Linked DNA regions of Homo sapiens: region 2 is linked to region 1. Evidence: read pairs that join two places in POLR2A ChIA-PET (ENCODE). Cell type or tissue: OCI-LY7. All regions are shown on one strand. Links, peaks and the distances in the headings refer to the core of each region. The heading gives the core; the rest is flanking DNA. Region 1 overlaps ABCB9 (ATP binding cassette subfamily B member 9). Region 2 overlaps CCDC62 (coiled-coil domain containing 62).

Evidence for each region. ChIA-PET counts read pairs that join two places held together with the same protein. Peaks named below come from ENCODE experiments on the same cell type or tissue, not always from the same donor. Only the 100,000 strongest peaks of a DNase experiment are listed, where the experiment ranks them.
Region 2: POLR2A ChIA-PET joins it to region 1 with 10 read pairs; 7 of 35 experiments call an interaction of 5 or more read pairs at or near these places.

What each region holds. Positions count from the first base shown.
Region 1 is chr12:122,929,659-122,937,988 of GRCh38, reverse strand. It overlaps ABCB9 (ATP binding cassette subfamily B member 9), which reads left to right. Exons shown (of 12, transcript NM_019625.4): 10 at 2,558-2,717; 11 at 5,661-5,797; 12 at 7,818-8,330. The coding sequence ends at 8,078. Among named protein-coding and RNA genes, the nearest start is that of ABCB9, 33 kb to the left of the region's middle. RefSeq lists an enhancer at 7,571-8,071. In OCI-LY7, for the core only: no CTCF peak of the experiment used is centred there; a DNase peak (open chromatin) is centred at 3,138.
Region 2 is chr12:122,806,064-122,814,393 of GRCh38, reverse strand. CCDC62 (coiled-coil domain containing 62) reads right to left here. Exons shown (of 13, transcript NM_201435.5): 10 at 8,099-8,243; 11 at 975-1,124. Among named protein-coding and RNA genes, the nearest start is that of HIP1R, 25 kb to the left of the region's middle. RefSeq lists an enhancer at 717-796 and a silencer at 1,982-2,157. In OCI-LY7, for the core only: no CTCF peak of the experiment used is centred there; a DNase peak (open chromatin) is centred at 873.

The DNA.
Region 1 (8,330 bases), core at 102-8,101:
CCACATTTAGGTCATCTCCAGTACTCAAAATAGGCTATTCATGACTGGACAGTTTTTAGTAATCCTTTCAGGAAAGGAACCATAACACCTGTCCCTGTGCTGGCCTAAGAGCAGGGATGCCCTGGATGGTTGCTCAGGTTGTGCACTGTCCAAGAAATATAAACTATTAAGGGAGCACCGTTTACATCATCAACATAAATTATGTGAAAGCCTGAGTGTTGGCACAGAGATTCCAGAACTCCTAGCCAAGTTCGAGATGGTGGTGAGGGCCATGGGTTGTGAAATCTGCCCACACCATGTGCATGTAACCAGAGGTAGATTGTTGTGAAATGGTGCCAAGTGGGAGGCCACCAGGCTGCTGCTCACCAAAGTTTTAGAAGAGCCCCCTGGGCAGAGCCGTTCACACTTTGCAGTAGGTACCACGCTTCGATTCTCAGACACCTAACATTGTCAGTCCTGAATTTTTGCTAACTGGTGAGAATGTAGTGGTAGCTTATTGTGGTCTTTTGTGTTTTCCTGATGACTGAAGATATTAAACACCTTTTCATATATTGGCCATTTGGTTTTCCTTCATGAATAGCCTCTCTTAATTATTTATTTATGTACTTTTTCTTTTCTTTTTTTTTTTTTAAGATGGAGTCTCGCTCTGTCGCACAGGCTAGAGTGCTGTGGCATGATCTCGGCTCACTGCAACTTCTTCCTCCTGGGTTCAAGCGATTCTCCTGCCTCAGCTTCCCAAGTAGCTGGGACTACAGGCACATACCACCACACCCGGCTAATTTTTTGTAGTTTTAGTAGAGACAAGGTTTCACCATGTTGGCCAGGCTGGTCTCGAACTCCTGACCTCAAGTGATCCACCCGCCTTGGCCTCCCAAAATGCTGGGAGTGAGCCATGGCGCCTGGACTATTTATGTACTTTTTGTTTGAGATAGGATCTCACTCTGTCACCCAGGCTGGAATGTGGTGGTGTGATCATGGTTCACTGCAGCCACGACCTCCTGGGCTCAAGCAATCCTCCCACATCAGCCTCCTGAGGGACTATAGGTGCACACCACCACATCTGGTCAATTTTTTTTTTTTTTTTGAGATGGAGTTTTGCTCTTGTTGCCCAGGCTGGAGTACAATGGCACGATCTCAGCTCACCACATCCTCCGCCTCGAGGGGTCAAGTGATTCTCCTGCCTCATCCTCTTGAGTAGCTGGGATTACAGGCATGCACCACCACACCCAGCTAATTTTTTATTTTTAGTAGAGACAGAGTTTCTCCATGTTGGTCAGGCTGGTCTCAAACTCTTGACCTCAGGTGATCCGCCCACCTCGGCCTCCCAAAGTGCTAGGATTACAGGCATGAGCCACCGTGTACACCTGGCCAATTTTTAATTATTTTGTAGAGACGGGTTCTCACTGTGTTGCTCAGGCTGATCTCAAACTCCTGGGCTCAAGCCATCCTCCCACCTTAGCCTCCCAAACTGTTGGTGTTACAGGTGTGAACCACCATGGCTGGCCTCTATTTTTAAATTTAAAATGTTAATTTCTATAAACATAAAACAATAAAATGCTACAAGCTAATCATATTCTCATAGTTGTAATGAATCTTGTAACTAAGACATGAATGTTCCCCTCCACCTTACCTTTTGAATTCCACCACATGGAGGTAGCCAGTGTTAACAGTTTAGTAAATATCCTTTTCAATGTGTTTCCTATCTTTATAGAAATATATCAATATATGAAGGTACACGTTTATAATTTTTTTAAACAAAAATAGAATCATGCTGTGTATATGTATCTATTACAATTCAGTTTTAAGGATGCACTGTCACTATTTAACCAATCCCCATTTATGGACACCTAGATTGTTTCCATTTTAATTTAATTAATTAACTAATTAACTTTTGCTACTTATGGTGTTGCAATGATATCTTCCATACTATATATTTTTTTCATTTTGTAGATATGGGGTCTTTCTGTGTTGCCCAGGCTGGTCTTGAACTCCTAGACTAAAGCCATTCTCCTGCCTCTGCCTCCCTAAGTGCTGGGATTACAGGCATGAGCCACCAGGCCTGGCCATACTATTATTTTTGTAGGCCCAGATTCCTGAAACTGGAATCTAGAGATGATAGCTCCTTTAAATTGTTCTCTTAGAAGGGAGGGGACCACCGCCAGGGCAGTCTGTGTGACCTGGAGCCCTGCTGTGGCCTCTTGCTTCCTGAGATGAGCAGACTCATTCACAGCAACATTCTATATTCTATCCCTCTTTCTTTTTTTCAGGACAGGGATGGCCAGTGAGCTTTCTCTTAGAGGTCAGGGAACTTGGCTTATCCCAGAGCAGCAAATGTAGCAGGCCCCAGTTTGCTGATTAGGGGAGGCTGAGGGCTTGTGGGTACAGGCGGGAGTCACTGTTGGGGAAGAAGAGAGGCAGCTCAGTGCAGTCACTGGGCCCTGATCAGGTTTCAGGCCTGAGACTGCTGGTGTCTCCAGGCCCCAGGCAGCAAGGCTGCTGGGGACAGCTGGATGAACACATTCCTGGCCTCTCATGCTCCATGCTCCCTCCTCCCCAGATCTCCCTGGTGAGCCAGGAGCCCGTGCTGTTCGCCCGCTCCATCACGGATAACATCTCCTACGGCCTGCCCACTGTGCCTTTCGAGATGGTGGTGGAGGCCGCACAGAAGGCCAATGCCCACGGCTTCATCATGGAACTCCAGGACGGCTACAGCACAGGTGTGGAGCTGGGGGTGGCCCCTCTCCTGGGCCCACAGGGTCACCCTCAGGGACATAACCCTCTGAGTTAAGCACTGCCCCCTGCCACCTGCTCTTTTTTTTGTAGAGATGGGGTCCCGCTACGTTACCCTGGCCAGACTCGAACCTCCTGCGCTCAAGCAATCTTCCTGCAATCCCCAAAGTGCTGGGATTACAGGCATGAGCCACTGTGCTGTGACTCAGCAAAATATTTATTAAGTAAATTATTATAGAAGCCCATACACTGGAATATTATGCTGCTGGGAAAAAGAGGAAGTAGAAGAAGGGGGAGGAGGTGGAGGCGGAGGAGGAGGTGGAGGCAGAGGAGGAGGCAGCTCTCCATATAGCAGTATGGAAAGGTCACTGAGATAGGATGCTGAGTGAGAAGAGCCAGGTGCAGAGCATAAGGAGCTGGGTTTTTTTTTTCCTATTAAAGGACTGGGGAGATAAAAATAACATGTTCATATTTGCATAAAGAAACTAGACAAGGACATGTAAGCAACTAATGAAAGACGTTTTGGTGGGAGCAGGAGGGAACTGAAGAAAGAACTTAAACTTTTCATTATTTAGAGTTTTATATATTTTTAGTTTTTTTAGTTTTTTTTTTTTTTTTGAGGCAGGGGCTTGCTCTGTCACCCAGGTGGGAGTGCAGTGGCGTGATCACGGCTCACTGCAGCCTCAACCTCTTGGGCTCAAGCCATCCTTCCACCCCACTTTTTATTTTTGTTGTAGAGACGGGGTCTTGCTATGTTTCCCAGGCTGGTCTCAAATTCCTGGGCTCATGCAATCCTCCTGCCTCCCAAAGTGCTGGGATTACAGGCATGAGCCATTGTATCCAGCCTGTATTTTTAGATTTTTGAACCACACGAATAGCCCCTTTTCAATAATTAAATATATACAATGTATAGGGGGGTTGGGGAGATGTTGATCAAAAGATAAAAATTTTCCCTTAGGAATAAGGTCAAGAGACCTGTTGACTATAGTTTTTTGTTTGTTTGTGTTTTAATTGAGACAGTCTCACTCTGTCGCCCAGGCTGGAGTAGAGTGGAGTAATCTTGCCTCACTGCAACCTCCGTCTCCCAGGTTCAAGCGATTCTCCTGCCTCAGCCTCCTGAGTAGCTGGGATTACAAGTGCCCACCACCACACCTTGCTAATTTTTTTTTGTATTGTTAGTAGAGACGGGGTTTCACTATTTTGGCCAGGCTGGTCTTGAACTCCTGACCTCAGGTGATCTGCCTGCCTTGGCTTCCCAAAGTGGTGGGATTTCAGGTGTGAGCCACTGTGTCTGGCCAGCTATATTTAGTAACAGTGTACTGTGTACTTGAAAATAGCTAAGAGAGTAGATTTTAAGTGTTCTCTCTTTAAAAAAGTGATAAATATGTGAGATAATGTATATGTTAACTGGCTTGATTTAGCTATTCCACAGTGTATATGTATTTCAGAGCATCACGTTGTACACCATTAAATACAAACTATTTTTACTTGTCAATTTAAAAGAATTTTTAAATTAAAATATACTAAATACACTAATTTTTAAAAAAATTACCTCGATATGAACTTAAGTAGTTCTAGTAATTAATTGATATAATAAATATATATTATTTTAGAATAGTGTTTTGAAATTCAGTAGAGGTGGTGGTTGTGCAACATTGTGAATGCACTAAATGCCACTGGATTATTCACTTTTTTTTTTTTTCTTGAGATGGAGTCTCGCTCTGTCGCCCAGGCTGGAGTGCAGTGGCGCGATCTCGGCTCACGGCAACCTCTTCCTCCCGGGTTCAAGTGATTCTCTTGCCTCGGCCTCCCGAGTAGCTGGGATTACAGGCATGTGCCACCATACCCGGCTAATTTTGTGTATTTTTAGTAGAGACAGGGTTTCACCATATTAGCCAGGATGGTCTCAATCTCCTGACCTTGTGACCCGCCCACCTTGGTTGGCCTCCCAAAGTGCTGGGAGCCACCGTGCTCAGCCCGGATTATTCACTTTACAATGGTTATGTTTATGTTATGTCAGTTTCATCTCAATGAAAGAAAAATGAAATAATAAAGAACTGGTGGCGTGGCCAGGTGCAGTGGCTCACGTCTGTAATCCCAGCACTTTGGAGGCCAAGGCAAGAGGATCGCTTGAGGCCAGGGGTTTGAGAACAGCTTGGGCAATGTAGTGAGACCCCACCTCTACAGAAAAATATTTTAAGTTAGCCAGGTGTGGTGGCATGCACCTGTAGTCTCAGTTACTCAGAAGGCTGAGGCTGGAGGATTGCTTGAACCCAGAAGTTTGAGGCTACAGTAAGCAGTGATTGTACTACTGCACTCTAGCGTGGGTGAGAGAGTGAGACCCTGTCTCTAAAATAATAATAATTGATTGACTCAATTTCCTATTGATGGACATTTGAGTCTATTTGTTTTATTTTTTGCAATAACAGCGCTGTGGGTCACAGGTGACCTGTGTCTATATTGTTGTGCATGGGAGGAAGTCGGTCCATGGGGAAAATTGGTCCAGGTGGGCTTGCGGGGCCACAGGCCACACATCTGTGGTGAATACACACAACCTTTGCACTGCACAGACTCATAGACCCAGGGTTATTGCTGCAGCTCTTCAAGCCATGGGGCTCGCTCCAACTCCCCTTCTCCAGGAGGACGGGTGAGGGCCTGTCTCCCTGCAGCCTCACCTGCACTGTGTGCTATCAGATGTTTGGGTTTCTGCCAAATGAATGAGTGAAAATTGGTAACTTGCTATCAATTTGCATGTAGGCTTAATCTGCATGCCCCTTATGAGTTGGGTGGGGGGAACATCATTTCATGAGCTTTCAAGTTGTGGGTTCCAGCCCGCCCTTTCCACAGCTGCAGGGCAGGGCCTCTCACTCTTCCCCGGTGCTGCCCGGCCTCACCCATTGCTAAATTGTCTCTGTGCCTCCACCATACAGAGACAGGGGAGAAGGGCGCCCAGCTGTCAGGTGGCCAGAAGCAGCGGGTGGCCATGGCCCGGGCTCTGGTGCGGAACCCCCCAGTCCTCATCCTGGATGAAGCCACCAGCGCTTTGGATGCCGAGAGCGAGTATCTGGTGAGTCACAGGGTGGTGGGCAATGCGGGGGCAGGAGCGGCTCCAGGTGGCCAGAGCCCCCATCGCCCAGCAGATGGATGCTGAGAAGAGACGGGCCCCAGGAGCTCTCCCAGACTATCAGCCTCCTGGGCTGGTGAATTCCTGGTGTTGAGAGTGGGGAGCCAGGAGCCACTCTGGACCCAGCCTCCAGGCTCCAGGCAGAGCTGTATGGTGTGGGGCAAGAGAAGGCATCAGAATGGGGAGACCTGGGTCATGAGTGGTGGCTTACACCTGTAATCCCAGCACTTTGGGAGGCCGAAGCAGGTGGATCACCTGAGGTCAGGAGTTGCAGACCAGCCTGGCCAACATGGTGAAACCCCATCTCTACTAGAAATACAAAAACTAGCCAGGTGTGGTAGCACATGCCTATAATCCCAGCTACTTGGGAGGCTGAGGCAGGAGAATTGCTTGAACCTGGGAAGTGGAGGTTGCAGTCAGCCGAGATTGTGCCACTGCACTCCAGCCTGGGCGACAGAGCCAGACTCCATCTGGCTCAAACAAACAGACAAAACAAAACAAAATAAAATAGGCCCAGTATGATGGCTCATGCCTATAATCCCAGCACTTTGGGAGGCCAAGGCAGGTGGATCACTTGAGGTCCGGAGTTCGAGACAAGCCTGGTCAATACAGTGAAACCCTGTCTCTACTAAAAATACAAAAATTAGCTGGGCATGGTGGTGCATGCCTGTAACCCCAGCTACTCGGGAGGCTGAGGCAGGAGACTCACTTGAACCCGGGAGATGGAGGTTGCAGTGAGCTGAGATTGTGCCACTGCACTCTAGCCTGGGCGACAGAGTGAGACTCCATCTACAAAAAAAAAAAAAAAAAGGCTGGGCGCAGTGGTTTATGCCTATAATCCCAGCACTTTGGGAGGCCGAGGCGGGTGGATCACCTGAGGTCAGGAGTTCAAGACCAGCCGGGCCAACATGGTGAAATTCCATCTCTACTAAAAATACAAAAGTCCGCCAGGTATGGTGGCAGGTGCCTGTAATCCTAGCTACTTGGGAGGCTGAGGCAGGAGAATAGCATGAACCTGGGAAGCAGAGGTTGCAATGAGCCGAGATTGCACCACTGCACTCCAGCCTTGGCAACAGAGTGAGACTCCATCTGAAAAAACAAACAAACAAACAAAAACAAAAAACAGAATGGGGATACCTGGATTAGCAGCTCCGTCCTACAGTTTATAACTGTGTGACCTCAAGCTAGTGCTTCCCCTCTGAGTCGCATTCTCACTGGTCAGGTGGGCCCAGTCATGTATTTGCAGATGGCTAGCAACCTCAGTCTATGCGCGGATTGATTCATTTGTTACACAGAGAGTTACTGAGCTCTTCTCAGGCACCAGGCACCAGGCACCATTCTGGGGTTATCGTGGGCTAACTAGACAAAGACCCTTGTCCCCATGGTGTTTCCATTCCAGTGGGGAAGGCAGATAAGAAACAAGGAAGGCCAGGCGCGGTGGCTCACACCTGTAATCCCAGCACTTTGGGAGGCCGAGGCCAGGCGGATCACAAAGTCAGGTGTTCGAGACCAGTCTGGCCAACATGGTGAAACCCTGTCTCTACTAAAAATACAAAAATTAGCTGGGTATGGTGGCGGGCACCTGTAATCCCCTAGCTACTTGGGAAGCTGAGGCGTGAGACTCGATTGAACCCACGAGGCAGAGGTTGCAGTGAGCTGAGATCGCACCACCGCACTCCAGCCTGGGTGACAGCAAGACTTAAAAAAAAAAAAAAAAAAAAAGGAGGGGGAAGGGAAGGACCAGAAGACTGGAGGGCCAGGGTAGAGCTGATCCCCCATTCACCAGGTGCCTCATTGTGTCTGGCCCTGAGCTGTCTCCCTTTAAGAAAAACCCAGGAAGCTGGCCATCGTTTGTGAACTGAGCCTCAGAGAGGTTAAGCATCAGCCCATAGGCCGTGGCATGAAGCACGGTTGCGGGTGGGGCGTCCGTGCCATGCAAGCCAGGCCCCCACTGTCCCCGCAGATCCAGCAGGCCATCCATGGCAACCTGCAGAAGCACACGGTACTCATCATCGCGCACCGGCTGAGCACCGTGGAGCACGCGCACCTCATTGTGGTGCTGGACAAGGGCCGCGTAGTGCAGCAGGGCACCCACCAGCAGCTGCTGGCCCAGGGCGGCCTCTACGCCAAGCTGGTGCAGCGGCAGATGCTGGGGCTTCAGCCCGCCGCAGACTTCACAGCTGGCCACAACGAGCCTGTAGCCAACGGCAGTCACAAGGCCTGATGGGGGGCCCCTGCTTCTCCCGGTGGGGCAGAGGACCCGGTGCCTGCCTGGCAGATGTGCCCACGGAGGCCCCCAGCTGCCCTCCGAGCCCAGGCCTGCAGCACTGAAAGACGACCTGCCATGTCCCATGGATCACCGCTTCCTGCATCTTGCCCCTGGTCCCTGCCCCATTCCCAGGGCACTCCTTACCCCTGCTGCCCTGAGCCAACGCCTTCACGGACCTCCCTAGCCTCCTAAGCAAAGGTAGAGCTG
Region 2 (8,330 bases), core at 36-8,035, 120 kb after region 1:
GATAAAATCGATGGTGGTCAAAGGTGAGTGACCGTGCCATTCTTTCCACTTCAGTGCATATTTGAAATTTTCTTTCTTTCTTTCTCTCTCTCTTTTTTTTTTTTTTTTTTTTTTGAGGTGGAGCTTTGCTCATTGCCAAGGCTGGAGTGCAATGGCACAATCTCGGCTTACCATAACCTCCACCTCCGGGGTTCAAGCAATTCTCCTGTCTCAGCCTCCCGAGTAGCTGGGATTACAGGCATGTGCCACTATGTCCGGCTAATTTTGTATTTTTAGTAGAGACGGGGTTTCTCCATGTTAGTCAGGCTGGTCTTGAACTCCTGACCTCAGGTAATCCACCCGCCTCGGCCTCCCAAAGTGCTGGGATTACAGGCATGAGCCACCACGCCCGGCCTTGAAACTTTCTATAATAAAATTTGGTTTTTTAAAACATTTCCAGCTGGCCGTGGTGGCTCACGCCTGTAATCCTAGCACTTTGGGAGGCCAAGGTGGGTGGATCACTGGAGATCAGGAGTTTGAGACCAGCCTGGCCAACATGGTGAAACCCTGTCTCTACTAAAAATATAAAAATTAGCCGGGCATGGTAGAGTAGGCCTTTAGTCCCAGTTACTTGGGAGGCTGAGGCAGGAGAATCACTTGAACCCGGGAGGTGGAGGTTGCAATGAGCTGAGATCGTGCCACTGCACCTCAGCCTGGGCGACAAGAGCAAAACTCTGTACCCGCCCCCTCCAAGAAAAAAGTCCCCAAGAATTTATCTTCATATGCCCCAGATCATTAGAAAGAGGAAGTTTGGGTCCAGTGACATCTAAGTGTAACTTTTTCCTCCTTAAAACAAGCATGTTCCCTTTCCTCCCTAGAGACACAGAAACTCTCCCTCTAACAGAAAGGCCGCCCTGCCGGTGATATTTGCACACTGGTGTTCAGTGGTGTGTTTGGATGTGACAAATATAGTCAAGAGAAAATGAAACGCATACATTTGTGGCACTGCCAGTGAGATTCTCATGGCTGATGGGCAGCAGTGTGCTCAGCTCCAGGTCCGTCACCATCTGACGAGATTCCGCCAGCAAACGCTGGAGCTTGCTCGTGGGCGAGAAATCATCCTGGGAGGGTAACACAATTGAAGCCTACAGGAAATTAAGAGGCACCTTTAAATGCTTAGGTTTACAAACACAAATGCTAACTACCTAGGAATATTGTTTTCTTTTTTCTTTCTCTTGCTCTGACGCCCAGGCTGAAGTGCAGTGGCACAATCACAGCTGATTGCCTCAAGCTCCTGGGCTCGAGTGATCCTCCTGCCTCAGCCTCCTGAAAAGCTGGGACCATAGGTGTGTGCAACCACACCGAGCAATTTTTTTTTTGGTAGAGGTGGGATCTCACTATGTTGCCCAGGCTGGTCTTGAACTCCTGGCCTCAAGTTACCCTCCTGCCTCGGCCTCCCAAAGTGCTGGGGTTATAGGCGTGAGCCACTACACCCGATCACCTGTGAATATTTCTTTGTCTTTAGGTGTTACAAAGCAAAGCTGGACATCAAATAGTAGAATAAGAATAACTAAATTCATTCCTTTTCTTTCTTTCTTTCTTTCTTTCTTTCTTTCTTTCTTTCTTTCTTTCTTTCTCTCTCTCTCTCTCTCTCTCTCCCTCCCTCTCTCTCTCTTTCTTTTTTTTTTTTTTTGAGACGGAGTCTCGCTCTGTCACCCAGGCTGGAGTGCAGTGGCATCATCTCGGCTCACTTCAAGCTCCACCCACCTCAGCCTCCCAAGTAGCTGGGACTACAGGCACCCACCACCATGCCTGGCTAATTTTTTTTTGTATTTTTTAGTAGAGACGGGGTTTCACCACGTTAGCCAGAATGGTCTCAATCTCCTGACCTCGTGATCTGCCTGCCTCAGCCTCCCAAAGTGCTGGGATTACAAGTGTGAGCCACCGCACCCGGCCTCTTTTTTTTTTTTTTGAGACGGAGTTTTGCTCTTGTTGCCTAGGCTGGAGTGCAATAGTGTAACCTCAGCTCACTGCAACCTCCACCTCCCGGGTTCAAGTGATTCTCCTGCCTCAGCCTCCCGAGTAGATGCGGCTACAGTTGCCCGCCACCACACCTGGCTAATTTTGTATTTTTAGTAGAGACAGGGTTTCACCATGTTGGCCAGGCTGGTCTTGAACTTCTGACCTCCAGTGATCCATCCGCCTCGAACTCCCACAGTGCTAGGATTACAGGCGTGAGCCACTGCACCCAGCCCCCTTTATTTCTTAGAACCTACTCAGTTAAATAATTTGACTTAAACAGAACTTACTACAGCTAATGAAGTAACACCCATGCGATAAAAGAATCCTAGGCATTGGTTAACTCTCCTCAACCAACTTGTCAATGCTGTATTTAGCATGTCAAAATACTTGCAAAATAGGACAACATTAAAGGCTTATAAGCCTTGAAAAATATGTGGGTATGTGCCTTCGTTTATTCCTATTAAATTTCAACTTTGGGATGTGAAGTTTGGCATGAAAATTAGTCACTGCCAATTGCTCTTAAAGGGGCCTAGACTGAATTTTTTTTTTTTTTTTTTTTTTTTTTTTTTTTGCAGATGGAGTCTCACTCTGTTGCCAGGCTGGAGTGCAGTGGCGTGATCTCAGCTCACTGCAACCTCCAACTCCCGGGTTCAAGCAATTCTCCTGCCTTTCAGCCTCCCGAGTAGCTGGGACTACAGGCATGTGCCACCACGCCCAGCTAATTTTTGTATTTTTCGTAGAGACGGGGTTTCACCATGTTGGTCAGGATGGTCTCGATCTCCTGACCTTAGGTGATCCCCCTTCCTTAGCCTCCAAAAGTGCTGCGAGTACAGGCATGAGCCACCACCTGATTTTTTTTTTTTTTTAAGAAAACTTAATTTCAGCCGGGCACGGTGGCTCACGCCTGTAATCCCAGCACTTTGGGAGGCTGAGGCGAGCAGATCACCTGAGGTTGGGAGTTTGAGACCAGCCTGACCAACATGGAGAAACCCCGTCTCTACTAAAAATACAAAATTAGCCGGGCGTGGTGGCACATGCCTGTAATCCCAGCTACTAGGGAGGCTGAGGCAGGAGAATCGCTTGAACCTGGGAGGCGGAGGTTGCGGTGAGCCGAGATCGTGCCATTGCACTCCAGCCTGGGCAACAAGAGTGAAACTCCGTCTGAAAAAAAAAAAAAAAAAAGGAAACTTAATTTCTTTTTATTTATTTATTTATTTTTTATTATTATACTTTAGGTTCTAGGGTACATGTGCATAACGTGCAGGTTTGTTACATATGTATACATGTGCCATGTTGGTGTGCTGCACCCATTAACTCATCATTTACATTAGGTATATCTCTTAATGCTATCCCTCCCCCCTCCCCCCACCCCACAACAGGCCCCAGTGTGTGATGTCCCCCTTCCTGTGTCCAAGTGTTCTCATTGTTCAATTCCCACCTATGAGTGAGAACATGCAGTGTTTGGTTTTTTGTCCTTGTGATAGTTTGCTGAGAATGATGGTTTCCAGCTTCATCCATGTCCCTACAAAGGACACGAACTCATCATTTTTTATGGCTGCATAGTATTCCATGGTGTATATGTGCCACATTTTCTTAATCCAGTCTATCATTTTTGGACATTTGGGTTGGTTCCAGGTCTTTGCTATTGTGAATAGTGCCACAATAAACATACGTGTGCACGTGTCTTTATAGCAGCATGATTTATAATCCTTTGGGTATATACCCAGTAATGGGATGGCTGGGTCAAATGGTATTTCTAGTTCTAGATCCCTGAGTAATCGCCACACTGTCTTCCACAATGGTTGAACTGGTTTACAGTCCCACCAACAGTGTAAAAGTGTTTCTATTTCTCCACATCCTCTCCAGCACCTGCTGTTTCCTGACTTTTTAATGATCGCCATTCTAACTGGTGTGAGATGGTATCTCATTGTGGTTTTGATTTGCATTTCTCTGATGACCAGTGATGATGAGCATTTTTTCATGTGTCTGTTGGCTGCATAAATGTCTTCTTTTGAGAAGTGTCTATTCATATCCTTCGCCCATTTGTTGATGGGGTTGTTTGTTTTTTTCTTGTAAATTTGTTGGAGTTCATTGTAGATTCTGGATATTAGCCTTTTGTCAGATGAATAGATTGCAAAAATTTTCTCCCATTCTGTAGGTTGCCTGTTCACTCTGATGGTAGTTTCTTTTGCTGTGCAGAAGCTCTTTAGTTTAATTAGAACCCATTTGCCGATTTTGGCTTTTGTTGCCATTGCTTTTGGTGTTTTAGACATGAAGTCCTTGCCCATGCCTATGTCCTGAATGGTATTGCCTAGGTTTTCTTCTAGGGTTTTTATGGTTTTAGGTCTAACATTTAAGTCTTTAATCCATCTTGAATTAATTTTTATATAAGGTGTAAGGAAGGGATCCAGTTTCAGCTTTCAGCATATGGCTAGCCAGTTTTCCCAGCACCATTTGTTAAATAGGGAATCCTTTCCCCATTTCTTGTTTTTGTCAGGTTTGTCAAAGATCAGATAGTTGTAGATGTGTGGTATTATTTCTGAGGGCTCTGTTCTGTTCCATTGGTCTATATCTCTGTTTTGGTACCAGTACCATGCTGTTTTGGTTACTGTAGCCTTGTAGTATAGTTTGAAGTCAGGTAGCGTGATGCCTCTAGCTTTGTTCTTTTGGCTTAGGATTGACTTGACAATGCGAGCTCTTTTTTGGTTCTATATGAACTTTAAAGTATTTTTTTCCAATTCTGTGAAGAAAGTCATTGGCACCTCGCCATAGCCAGATGGTGTTTCACCATGTTGACCAGGCTGGTCTTGAACTTCTGACCTCAGGTGATCCACCCGCCTCAGCCTCCCAAAGTGCTGGGATTACAGGCATGAGCCACCACGCCCAGCCTATTATTATTTTTTAAGACAGGGTCTGGCTCTGTCGCCCAGGCTGAAGTGCAATGGCACAATCTCAGCTTGCTGCAGCCTCCGCCTCCCGGGCTCAAGTGATTCTTCCACGTCAACCTCTTGAGTGGCTGGGACCACAGGCACGAGCTACAACACCTGGCTAATTTTTGTATTTTTAGTAGAGATGGGGTTTCACCATGTTGGCCAGGCTGGTCTTCAACTCCTGACCTCAGGTGATCTGCCCACCTCAGCCTCCCAAAGTGCTGGGATTACAGGCATGAGCCACCACGCCCGGCCTGATGGCCTGATAAGTGTTTTGTTCGCATAGTGCAGAGAGGAGGTAAATCTGGAGAAGTAATTAAAGAAGGGATATTCTACACAGACATAAAGAATAGCGTCTCTTTGGGATTGAATAACTGGCTAGAACTTCTCTATCAGTTGAAATCGAAGCTATAAATAGATGGTGGTTTAGCGTGTGAAAAGGTGCACAACATTGTTAGTCATTAGGGGAATGAAAGTTAAAACCACACTGAGATACCTCTTCATACCTATTAGAATGTCTGGAATTTAAAAATTGACCATTGCAAGTATTGACTGGAATCTGGAGCAGCTGGGACCGGAGCATCAGCACCACACTGATGGTGGGAATGTAACTGGTATAACCACTTTGGAAAACATCTTGCAGTTCCTTAAAATGTTAAATATACCCCAGCACTTTGGGAGGCTGAGGCAGGAGGATTGCTTGAGGTAAGGAGTTTGAGACCACCCTGGGCAACATAACAAGACCACATCTCCACAACAAATGTAAAAATGAGCTGGGCATAATGGTTCATGCCTACAGTCCCAGCTAATTGGGAGGCTGCAGTGGGAGGATTACTTGAGCCCAGGAGTTTGAGATTGCAGTAAGCCAGGATGGCATCACTGCACTCCAGCTTGGGCGACAGAGTGAGACCCTGTCTCTAAAAAAAGAAAAAAAAAGGTTAAATATACACCTACCATATGAGCTAGCTAGCATTCCATTCCTAGATAAACGAAAAAAAAATGTGTCTATACAAAGACTTATGATACATGAATATGCAAGCAGCTTTATTTGTATTATCTAGCACACCAGAAACAACCCAAATGTCCACTGACAAATGAATGGCTAAATCACTGTGGTAATAGGTTGGTGCAAAAGTAATTGCGGTTTTTGCCATTACTTTTTTTTTGAGATTGAATCTCGCTCTGTCACCCAGGCTGGAGTCCAGTAGCACGATCTTGGTTCACTGCAACCCCTGCCTCCCGGGTTTAAGCAATTCTTCTGCCTCAGCATCCTGAGTAGCTGGGATTACAGGCACACACCAGCACACCAGGCTCATTTTTGTATTTTTAGTAGACAGGGGATTTCACCATGCTGGCCAGGCTGGTCTCGAACGCCTGACCTCAAGTGATCCGCCTGCCTCGGCCTCCCAAAGTGTTGGGATTACTTTTAATGGCCTACCATTACTTTTAATGACAAAGACCATACTTACTTTTGCATCAACCTAATATATCCACACAATAGGATACTTGTCAGCAACAAAAAGGAATTATTTATATACACAGTCACATAAGTTAATCTCAAAATAATTACACTGAGTGAAAGAAACAAGAGGGACACAAAAGTTTGAATGCATTTATATAAAATTCTAGAAAAGGCAAACTAATCTGGGTTACAGAAGACAGATTAGTGAGTGATTGTCTGGGAATAGGGAGGGACGCACAGGGCAGAGGAAGAATTCCAAAGGGGTTTGGGTGTAATGAATGTGTCACTATTAGTCTGTCACATACAGACTAATGTGTGGTAAATGGGATTTTATTATACAAGAAAATGTCTGGCCAGGTACAGTGCCTTGTGCCTGTAATCCCATTAGTGGGATGAAGATTTCAATTTGCCACCCTGGTATCTTGGTAAATCATAGATGTCAGATGTTTACCTTTTTTTTTTTTTTTTTTTGAGACAGAGTCTCACTCTGTTGCCAGGCTGGAGTGCAATGGTGCAATCTCGGCTCACTGCAAACTCTGCCTCCTGGTTTCAAGCGATTCTCCCGCCTCAGCCTCCCAAGTAGCTGAGATTACAGGCACCCGCCACTACACCTGGCTAATTTTTTTATTTTAGTAGAGATGGGGTTTCACCATGTTGGTCAGGCTGGTCTCGAACTCCTGACCTCAGGTTATCTGCCCACCCCGGCCTTCCAAAGTGCTGGGATTACAGGCGTGAGCCACTGCGCCTGGCGATGTTTTCCTCTTTTATGTTTTTAAAATTTTATTGAAACAAAAAATAGAGGCAGGGTCTTGCTATGTTGCCCATGCTGATCCTGAATTCCTGGGCTTAAGCAATTCTTCCACTTTGGCCCCCAAGAGTGTTGGAATTACAGGCACGAGGCACTGTACCTTGCCACACATTTTCTCATATAATGAAATCCCATTTACCACACATTAGTCTGTATGCATGTCTCTGCAGATAGAGAAATCTGTAAGCAAGCCCACCAACGTGTCACCTGGGTCTCTCTAGACACTGCCAGGGGTTGTGTATTTGGAGGAAGGGGCAGCTGAGACCAAGCAGTTAGGTGATATCTATATTTCTGTATTGTTCTTGTGGTTTGTTTTTCTTTTTCTTTTTTCTTTCTTTTTTTTTTTACAACCAACATATATCAAGTTGCCAAAAAAAAAAAAAATACAATTTTTCTCGAAAGAAAAAAATAGTCCCAGCACGGTGATTCACACTTATAATCCCAGCACACTTTGGGAGGCCAAGGCAAGAAGATCACTTGAGCCCAAGTGTTCAAGACCAGACTGGGCAACAAATTGAGACCCTGTCTCTACAAAAAAATGAGAAAATTAGCTGGGCGTGGTGGCATGTGCCTGTAGTTGCAGCTACTTGGAAGGCTGAGGCAGGAGGATCACTTGAGCCCAGTAGGTTGAGGCTGCAGTGAGCCACGATTGCACCACTGCACTACAGCCTGGGTGACTGAGTATCCTGTCTCAAAGAAACAGAACAAAACACAAAATAATAAAATAAATAAAAGGATTGCCTTAAAAGCATCTTAAAATCCTAGAATTAAAAAAAAAAAAAAAAAAACGGAGGAATAGCCAAAATAAGCAAGCTAACAGTGGTTGCTAGAGAAGCATTAAAAGCTGGTGAGAGGCCTGGCTTGAGTAAGCTGGGGATGTCTAAGCAAAATACGAACCTTTTCATTGAATGCTGGTGCATCTTTGTAGATTAACAAACTCGTAGGTGAGTTCTTTTTATTGGAAGAGGACTCCGTCTCATCTTCTCTCAAGGCAGATTTTGAAGAACCCAAAGAGTGGGAATCTTGGATGGCAATTAGCTCACTAAGAATAAGAAAACCCAACAAAAACAAATATCTTAAAACAATATCATACATAGATCACTCTTATACTCAAAAGTATCTTAAAAGG